Linked DNA regions of Homo sapiens: region 1 is linked to region 2. The links are chromatin loops, found by intact Hi-C in ENCODE. Cell type or tissue: HCT116. All regions are shown on one strand.

Region 1 (5,000 bases), 250 kb after region 2:
ATACCTAAAATAACCACGAGGAATGAAGGAAATAATTTACACTTTTCTGTAAAAATTCTAGTTTATAGATCATTCTGTAATTTAAAATAGGTGCATCATACCAACTTAGAAAGTATGGGGGAAGGGTTACCCATTTCCCATGTTCACAAATAATCACATTTGGAACGACTGTAATCAAACATTTATTTCCACATGTTTGAATCATATACAGTGAACGATTCATACCAATATGAACAAGTTCTTGCATCTTTCACTGCAGGGCGTGGCCTATGCATCATTTGTTTTGTTTTTCATTTACTGATGTAAAGAACTTTGGACAGAACAGAATACAAACATAATCTGACACCGTGACATCTCTTCTTCCTCTTATCTTACCAGCTTTCTGATTTTCCCACAGGGTTTTCCAAGCTCCGCGAAAGGCCAGTATTCGCTAGGAATGGTCTGTCCAAATGACAATCTATGATACTTCCAATGAAAACAGGCCAAAGATGCAGACGGTGGTAGAAATCAGGACAGTAACACCAATGTTCATAGTTTAGGCTCTCTGATATTCTACTAAGGAACAACAAGAAAAAAAACCACATTGTTTTCAATTGCATACTCTTTTGAATATATAGTGCTGTAATAAGGGGCTGTGCGTGTACTTGTGTGCAGGACTCATGGAAAAATCAAATATGTTTCTAACACCTCTTATCTAACAGAATATGCAGTAAGCATCAGTTCACAGCTTGATTTTATTTTACCAAGTATAGTTGCATTTTTAACATCAATAAGTTCAATGGCTTTTTCTTATAAAAGATACAAACACATTTTTCATGATCCAAAAATGATTCCATGTAGTTTCTTTAGCAAATTTATTTGTAATTGATTTTTCATATCTATGGGAGAATATTTTTAGGTAATAACTCATATTTTCTCTCTCTATATAAATACCATCAATTTTTTTCATGATTATTTTTGGGTAAAGAGAAAGATGTACATTAGTGGTAGTTCTTTAAAAAAAAAAACATGGAATTTTACAACTGAAAAGGATTTGAATGTCATCAAATTCTACCCTCTTCCTACAGATGGGAAAGCAGATTTTACATGGCACAGGAGGAATGAGAACCCTCTCCAAGTAGGGCCCTCTCCCCGGGTCCCAGCGTGGATTGTACCAGCCAGGACGATGCAGGGAGGACGAGGTCACGCCCCAAGCCTCGCTTGGTACAGAAATGCTGAAAGGAGAAAGACAAAAAACAAAAAAAAGCCTCTATTGTGATTTCATTTTAAAGTTTTCACTTCATAAAGAATACTGAGAATTAATGCCCAATATTTCCTTCTTAAATGAAAAAGGGGAATGTCATTTCCTTCCTCATGTTATATAGAATATTTTGTAGACCAAGTTTTAACACAGCTAAAAAGCAGCAAACAGGTCTGCCGGTATAAATGCTTCATGCCCTCTTTTTTTCAATGAAGCACCTGCCGGTATAAACGCTTCATGCCCTCTTTTTTTCAATGAAGCACTGTGTCCTAAGAAACTTTTCAAAGGAATAAACAAGTACTGGCTCCCTGTCTCAGTAATTAGCAAATGAGCACAAGGTTGTAACACAAAGGCCTGAACACGGGGCCCTCAGGTTGGCGGTGAGCTGGCGGGTGACAGGCTGGGCGAGAATGACACATGTGCAGCACGGTCTCCAGCTTCACGCGTGCACCAGAAAGATGAGAGGTCTGGACGTCTGCGGCGTTAGACAAACAGCCACAGTGAATACAGGGATTTGAAGCTGGTTGGGCTGGAAACATACATGCAGCCTAGCAATAAAGAAATGGCCCTGATGTTCACTGTGGCTTCGTAAAACACAAGATGGGGACTGGGCAACGCCTGCCAAACGCAGAAAAGCAGGTAGGGGCTCCATGCCTCCGAGCTTCCATGGGGCCAAAATTAAACAGCGAGAGCTGGAAGACAATTGCTTTTTAGCCCTTTAGTAGTACTTATTAATTAGCTTAAATGTTAATGTTTCCTGTAATGAACCTAGAAATGTATTTAAATAATTTTTAGGGATTGTTGGCATTTATGATTCTTTGATACACAGTCTACATCACCACAGTTGGCATGAGAAAGCAGCAAACACCCAGGCTTGCCAAGCCAAACACCTCTGATCTTACCTCTGGAAGTATTTTTGAAATACAAGTAGTAAATCCCTTCTCTCCTGCATGTTAGTTTATATTAATTACTTTAGATGGCTGTACATTTTTTGCTAATTCCTTACTTTAAAAAAATTGAATTTACTAGTCAGTTTACATTTTATAATTTCTATTCTAGCATTGAAATCTACATGGTTTGATTTCTAAGGCTTATAATATCTGCTGGAAGGTTGGCCTGGATTGGTTAGTTTAGTGGTTAGTACCTTTATCATTCCTTAAAATCCACCTGGCACGTCCCAGGTAAAAATTACTGTAGCTTCTAGGTTATCAGTAGTTATTCATTTTAAAAATTAAAAAAAAAAAAAAAAAGAAAAAGAAGAAATTGATTACATATCTTGAAATCCAGGAGCTATAAAATCATTCTTATCAACCGTTATCAGTGAAGTAAAGCTTATTTTAAATTAAGGACGTTCTCCATCTGGAATTAAGCTGTGTGGAGCTGCCACCATGAGCTCACAAAGCTGCTGCTGCTGCCACACTGTAAGCACCGTCCCACCCACTCCTGTCCTGTCATGTGATTTGATGCACATCTATTTGTTCAAGCGACCTGAAAAGCCGGTATTTTCACTTCATGCTGACAACGGGAAGGCAATTCCGAGTGGTCACTTTTGGGCACTGCGGAGTCTCTGATATGTAGGAATTTTCTACCACATCTTCTTCCATCACAGATGTAAAAAGAATCCACAACTAGGAGGCTGAATTTTTATTTTGGAAAAAAGCAAAAAACAAAAATTTCAAGACCAATCAAGATGCACTGAGACACTGCTTAAATCTAAGCTGCCAAGCTGTGTTGACGTTCCTGGTGGAAATACCACGGATACACACCCACCACAAATGACCTCCTCAAATTCCACTTTCTCCATTAGAAAAATCAAGGAATGCAACTCAGAAATAACATTACATCCTGCATTTTATTCAATTCCATATGACAAAAATAGTAACCTAGACTAAGACATCCATTTCAGTCAGCAGATGTGTCAAGCCACAAGATTTAATAATAAAAAATATTGGGTCTAGGTAACAATCCCCAGCTGCTCAGAGAGGTCCCAGCCCCGCATGGCATTACAGTATAAAAATAGTGTCTCTCTTCACCATGCAGAGGGATGGCCTAGCCCTGCACACAGGAGGGTCAGTCTCACTGTACCTTCATGAGCCATCTTATTTACAACACTTTACATTTCTCTTTAGTTATATACACATCCTTTTGGGAGAAGAGAGAACACTATATGGTACCAAATACTAACCAAAAACAAACAAACAAAAAAACCACACACACACACACACCAAAAAGGACACAGATAAATAATGAAAACATTCAACTGCTGAAACACAGTGACCTTAAGCCACCTCAGTTTTCTCTGCCTAATGCTTGAGACACCCCGAGCCCTCATCCCGTGAGAAGAGGTGGCATGGTGGGGCGAAGTTACATCTCATCACCGTGGAAAACAGAGCTGTAGAGTTCAGTGTTGATTTCCAATAGAAATAAACAGCTAATGAGTCTTTGATACTTTTTGTTTAGTGACACGCTGGCACAAACAGCCCATCCTCTTACAATGATTGTTGATGCTGCTGTGGTTGTTAGGAGAAGATTGTTCTATTTTTCTGTCTCGACCGAGAAGACTTCACTGTCTGATTCTTTCTTCAGGGGCATGCAACTCCTTGCAGTTACCCAGCTACCAGAGCATCTCTTGAACAATTTTGTTGTTGGAAGTTCATAGTGTCAGACGCCAGCACACTTGCAACGCACGAAAATGAGGTAGTTCACGACGCCGTGTTTGTGCTGCCTCGGCCGCCCCAGCCTCCGGGGCCCTCCTGGCTGGATGCAGCTCAGCCATCAGCGTCAGGCTGTGTTCTGAAAAATCAGAGGACACTGTGCTTTGCTTTCATCTGAGAAGATAATAAATAAATCAGGAACTCGGAAAATTTCAAAGTCATGACTGATTGTACTGCCTGATACTTGCCATTTCTCTTGGGTTTACTGTACATGTGACCAGTGCCACCAGGCAGCCACAATCTTGTCTGTGGGTGAGAGAGAGAGACAGACCCGCTTACATGAAAATCAGACCTGCAGAAGGTTATCCTAGTTCCTTCCTGGCTTGTACTGACGTCATAGTCCTAGGATGAATTCACCAAGGTTTCGTTAGGGGGCGGTCACAGTTTTAAAGTGGGCTTTGTGGAAAAGTTAAATAAATCATTTTAATTTAAGAAACGGCAGGCCCTACTTTACTGAAAAGCTGACAAGTCTTGGTGGCTTTTCAAGTGGCAGAGATTTCTAATATTGTTTGACCATAAGACAAAACAAGGAACTGTAACAGTTTTCCCATTTTCCTTAAACTGAAGTACTATTTATAAAATACTTTACATTTTTTTAAATTTTCAAATTATAGACAAACCTCCCTAATACAAAATACTAAAAGTGCAATAGTATAAATTAAGAGTTTGCAACCACATTATACAAACATTACCTTTTTATTGTACAGCTTTGATAATGTGAAATATTTTCTCACAACTGTTTATAATGTTGTGAGTCATTTACGGTGATGTTTGTCTGTAACTCGTTCCCCAGTTATTGGGCTACAGACCACACTAGAAAACAACTGTCCACATAGCAGCTACAAACATTTAAATTAAAAAAAAAAAAAAAAAAGGCTTATTACTGACAGGTACTTGCACACGAAAAGCATGCTATCTTTCCCAACAGAACTTCACAATTTTGCCTGCATTGAAATAATCCACTTATTTATAGTAAAACAAATCTTGCTTAAAAAAAAAAATCACACAGCCAGATGTATTCTGCAGTACAAAAGCTTCGTTTAAGG
Region 2 (5,000 bases):
TGCAATAACAAAATTAAATATGCTACTGCAAATTTTAATCTCCAAGGGAAAATTTGTGCATAATGTCTAAGACAACCACAATGATTCTGCAAAGGGGCTGTTCTAGGATAATGAACACAATAATTGCCTGTATAATCTAAAATGCTACTAATGGCAACGATCACAAATCCATTTAGCTCCTCTTTAATTTATGTACCAAGTTTTAAATAGCTAATGGTTCTCAGTAAAATAATGGTTTATACCAACAATAAAGGGTAAATACGGTATTCTCCTGCTTAATCAAGAAAAGATCAGGCTTTTTTTTTTTTTTAAATGAATGCTCGGACGAGTGAGAATCAGACCTTATCTCCATGACACAGCAACACTTCAAACCATCTCAAAATTAAAACTCACATCATACTACTAAGTTCCTAAGCAATCAATGTACACGGCAAATTGGAGCAGACGTCGAATGCTGTAAAGTCTCAGGCCCTATCCATGATTCAACAAAGTGCCTGTGCAACACTTACTGCTGATGATGTCACCCTGGGTGAACAGGATGTCGGCATCCAAACACTCTCACCCATCTTTTAAAACTCACGCGTACTTACCCCTTACAAAGAAGTAGTTTAGAATAGTAAAATGCAAAACTTCAAATAGCCAATTTAAACTCTTGCAGAAAACTAAATTATTTTAGTTTGTCCTGTAGTTTCCCTGTGAATATAGGACAATTTGAAAAGCCTCGACTCTGACACCCAATTCATTCATGCTACTCTGCACTAGCAGAGAAGAACAGCTTTGTACATGGCTGACTACGTACAGAAAAACACAACTGTTAACACTGCTTGTCTTTCATCAGCTGAACTATTTGTGGATCAGTTCTTCATTTCGAATTTGGACCCTGACTACAAAACTGATATAGGGCTATGCATTAACCTAACTGAAATTCCTATAAAAAGCATATTCTTTTAAGTATCTTTGAAACAAATAAGCCCTATATTTTCCACTGCTAGTAGAATCTTAAGAGACAAGAAAAAAATAAGTAATTTTCAGACCTTCATTTGTGTTTCTGCATTTCAAATAAATGAAACTCATGCACTAAATCTAAGTACTAAATTTTAGAGCAACAACTTTTCCATTACGAAGTTTAAATTAAAAGTATTAGTTTTTAAAAAGTGATGCTACATAGTCTTTTTCCTTCTGAAGTTTATTATTCTTTTTTGGATATGAACTACTAAGCCTTAAGTGTGTGTAGTACATGCAGGCTGACCGCACACTATAGATGTGGCTGAGCCATTATCGTTTATCGCCTCAGTGATCTGCGAAATAAGAAGGGTTTCTTTTGGCCATTATAGTCTGTTGGCTCAATAATCTGTGCTTTAAGAATTCCCTAAATAAGTATCAGCACAACAATTCTTAATGTTACAATTTATCACCTTAGTTCTTAAAAATCAAAACCTGTATTTACACAATAGACAATTTAAAGTCTATTCTGAAAGAATTATTTCATAACCTACATGTTTGCCTACCAAGAAATTTAACATTTTGCCTATTCTATACTCAGAATTTAAGCTTTTTCCCTTGCTTGCTATATAGTTATTATATAAAATGTTTTCCCTTGAACATTAACATAAAAAAGTACTATATTTTTTGTATAAATAAGAAAAGTATTAATGCAAGAATCAGCTACTAAACAGGGAAGCAAAACCACGTTTGAAACCAACATATGACACGTAATTAAGAGACAAGGGAGTTCAAAGTAAACCCTCACACCTAGTTTACACAAACTGGAGCTACCCAACTTTTGATGTTACAGACTATGCATATTGATTGTCACTCTGTCCGCCGACCTATATAAACATGTTTTTAAGGATAAAATTATTACTAAAATTTGCAAGCATATTACCTGCTAAGTTTGAAGGGGGCTTCATGAGTGCAGAATGAGGTTATCTTCTCAAACTGCTGGACTCCTAGATCGCTTGAGAAATGTCAATACTGGCTCTAGCATTTCCTAGGACACGTATCCACTCACCAGAATTTTTTATAATTGTCCATAATGTCAGAAAGTAGCATCATCTCTGAACACATGTATACACATATACACATCTCATGCTCGCCCTTACAAAACTCATGCTGACTGTCTACGTTCATACAGGACAACTGGATTCCATCTGTTAGTGTGTGGCAGCCTTTACTGATATATTAGAACCTTCGCAAAGTAAATCAATATATGAAAGGTCAGCACATGCAAAGCAACACAGTGGCTGGAAGGTAAGTAGTAAGTTAAAACTTTTATTTTTAGTATTATAAATTCTTTCAAATGTTCTCAACTTGTGATACATCAAAGCCATATTTAAAACAAAAATATGCATGTGATAACATGCAAAATGATCCAGAAACTATCTGGAAATTTAATTTTTGCTCTACGTATAGAAATTACGTTAAAAATCCAGCACTGAATATTAAGATAAGCCTATCCATTTTCTAATGTACATCATTCCTAATCTTATTTTACAATCACCACATTGTTTAACTGAAAATCAGGAGGAGGAGGAGGCTGAAGTGTAGGAGTCACTACACTGCCGATCACCGCTGCGGTGCTCACGTCTGTCTCAGAGTCATCTGTCTCAGAGTCGTACTCACACCTCCCATAGGCGGCTGGGAGGGGAAGCCAGGGAGCGCGGGGAGCGCGGGGCGCGGCCAGCAGGGGGAGCGCGAGGCCGGCGCGCGTCCTGATCCCTGCAGTCCCGCTCTCTGGAAAGCGCCAGCCATTTCTAACCCAACCAGTCCAGCACATCACATACACTCACTCATTTATTTATTTCTGACAAAAAGCGTTACCCTAAATTTATGTTTTGTCACGCAGAATGCTGGCCAGAATCTACATACTTGAACATCCTGGATTATGGGGGGTAGGAAGGGGGCCCTGAATAAAAATCTGGCATCTCGTAAGATGCCCTAATTTCAAGACAGGACCTCGGAAATGCTGTGCACAGTCAGTAGGGCGGTGTCCTCCTCACAGTCAGTAGGGCGGTGCCCTCCTCAGTCAGTAGGGCGGTGCCCTCCGCACAGTCAGTAGGGCGGTGCCCTCCTCAGTCAGTAGGGCGGTGCCCTCCGCACAGACAGTAGGGCGGTGCCCTCCGCAGTCAGTAGGGTGGTGCCCTCCACACAGTCAGGGTGGTGCCCTCCTCAGTCAGTAGGGTGGTGCCCTCCGCACAGTCAGTAGGGCGGTGCCCTCCTCAGTCAGTAGGGCGGTGCCCTCCGCACAGACAGTAGGGCGGTGCCCTCCGCAGTCAGTAGGGTGGTGCCCTCCACACAGTCAGGGTGGTGCCCTCCTCAGTCAGTAGGGTGGTGCCCTCCGCACAGTCAGTAGGGCGGTGCCCTCCTCAGTCAGTAGGGCGGTGCCCTCCGCACAGACAGTAGGGCGGTGCCCTCCGCAGTCAGTAGGGTGGTGCCCTCCGCGCAGTCAGTAGGGTGGTGCCCTCCGCACAGTCAGTAGGGCGGTGCCCTCCTCAGTCAGTAGAGCGGTGCCCTCCGCACAGACAGTAGGGCGGTGCCCTCCGCAGTCAGTAGGGTGGTGCCCTCCTCAGTCAGTAGGGTGGTACCCTCCTCAGTCAGTAGGGTGGTGCCCTCCTCAGTCAGTAGGGCGGTGCCCTCCTCAGTCAGCAGGGCGGTGTCCTCCACACAGTCAGTAGGGCGGTACCCTCCGCACAGTCAGTAGGGCGGTGCCCTCCGCACAGTCACTAGGGCGGTACCCTCCTCAGTCAGTAGGGCGGTACCCTCCCCAGTCAGTAGGGTGGTACCCTCCGCACAGTCATTAGGGCGGTGCCCTCCGCACAGTCAGTAGGGCGGTGCCCTCCTCAGTCAGTAGGGTGGTGCCCTCCTAAGGCTTTTCGAAGTTTCAGAGCTAAAAACTAAGTTGATAACATTGTAACAACAGCTTCCTTAATGATTTCAAGATCCTGAACAGATTTACTGTTTTTTTTGTCTTAATGTAGGAAGGCATCAATTTTAAATGGTTTTGCCAAGACCAGCCACCAATTTAAAATAATTCCTTCAATAACGTAAGCTACCCACTAACACCAGAAACCTCAACATGCAACATCATTCATAGAAGTGGCATTTGGTTTTCAGTCTAATACACAGTTTATTTGGGTAATTTTATATTTATTTTAACAAGTATTTTACAAAGAGCATGAACCTATTCTCTAACCCTTACTATCTAAACACACAATACCCAGGACTTTAGGGGGGTTATAAAGCTCTCATTGTATTTTACAAACAAGCCAGCAAGCTCTGCAGGAACTCCAAGAAGAGCAGATCCTGACAGTGGGGGGTGGGAGGTCACTGGACCTCAGGGTCCCTAGGAGCCCAGGAGTTCTGACTGCTTCATGCTTCTTTACAAGGCACACACTCAAATACTTCTTGCCCCAAAGCATATAAAAAATAGATTCTATTCTAATAATAACTCTAAGTGGTACTGATATTGTAAAAGAAAGTCTCTTACTAGGAGTCATAAAACTTTAAGAGACATGGTAAGAAAGGGAAGACCATGGCTTTCTTTAAAATGATTTAAAATACAGAGCACGCATCTCCTTTCATTTTCTCAGTCTGTTTCTAATAGTACACACTGAAGAGACTATGCTCCTTACAAATCTTTCTTCTGGGAGGTATCTGCCTTTTTATTTTACCCTGAATGTAGCAAGTCTTTATTTTAAATATCTCAGGGTAGGGTAGAAACACTCTTAAAATATACTTTTAAATATTCATTACAGTATAATTTACAAAATATGTTGCTGAACAAAAAATCTTGTGTAGTACTAAAATGTCATCAGATTCTATTAAAAACTCATGAAGAAAGTTACTAAATATGTGGTCAGGGCTTCTAATGTCACAGTATTCCGAAATTCCCAAGCACAAGGTCTGTCTTTCCTTCAAAGAGCTTTGAACTCTTTTCAAGGAGCTTAAAAAAAAAATTAGTTGATGCGTTTCTAGTGTTCAGAATGTGAGATATTGAAGAA

Evidence for each region. Hi-C counts contacts between places; a loop is a spot of excess contacts. Peaks named below come from ENCODE experiments on the same cell type or tissue, not always from the same donor. Only the 100,000 strongest peaks of a DNase experiment are listed, where the experiment ranks them.
Region 1: it touches region 2 in a loop (4-fold over the local background); 1 of 110 quality-filtered maps calls a loop at or near these places.

What each region holds. Positions count from the first base shown.
Region 1 is chr18:78,997,844-79,002,843 of GRCh38, reverse strand. SALL3 (spalt like transcription factor 3) reads right to left here. Exons shown (of 3, transcript NM_171999.4): 3 at 3,875-5,000. LOC105372225 (a long non-coding RNA gene) reads left to right here. Exons shown (of 3, transcript XR_001753514.2): 3 at 1,068-1,447. Among named protein-coding and RNA genes, the nearest start is that of SALL3, 21 kb to the right of the region's middle. In HCT116, a CTCF peak has its summit at 4,346; DNase peaks (open chromatin) are centred at 2,713 and 4,293; H3K4me3 peaks cover 451 bases.
Region 2 is chr18:79,244,390-79,249,389 of GRCh38, reverse strand. The region is part of intron 11 of ATP9B (ATPase phospholipid transporting 9B (putative)); the gene reads right to left. Among named protein-coding and RNA genes, the nearest start is that of NFATC1, 150 kb to the left of the region's middle. RefSeq lists a silencer at 2,600-2,809 and an enhancer at 2,871-4,070. In HCT116, a CTCF peak has its summit at 2,683 (motif pointing right); DNase peaks (open chromatin) are centred at 2,699, 2,967 and 3,709; H3K4me3 peaks cover 1,924 bases; H3K27ac peaks cover 1,149 bases.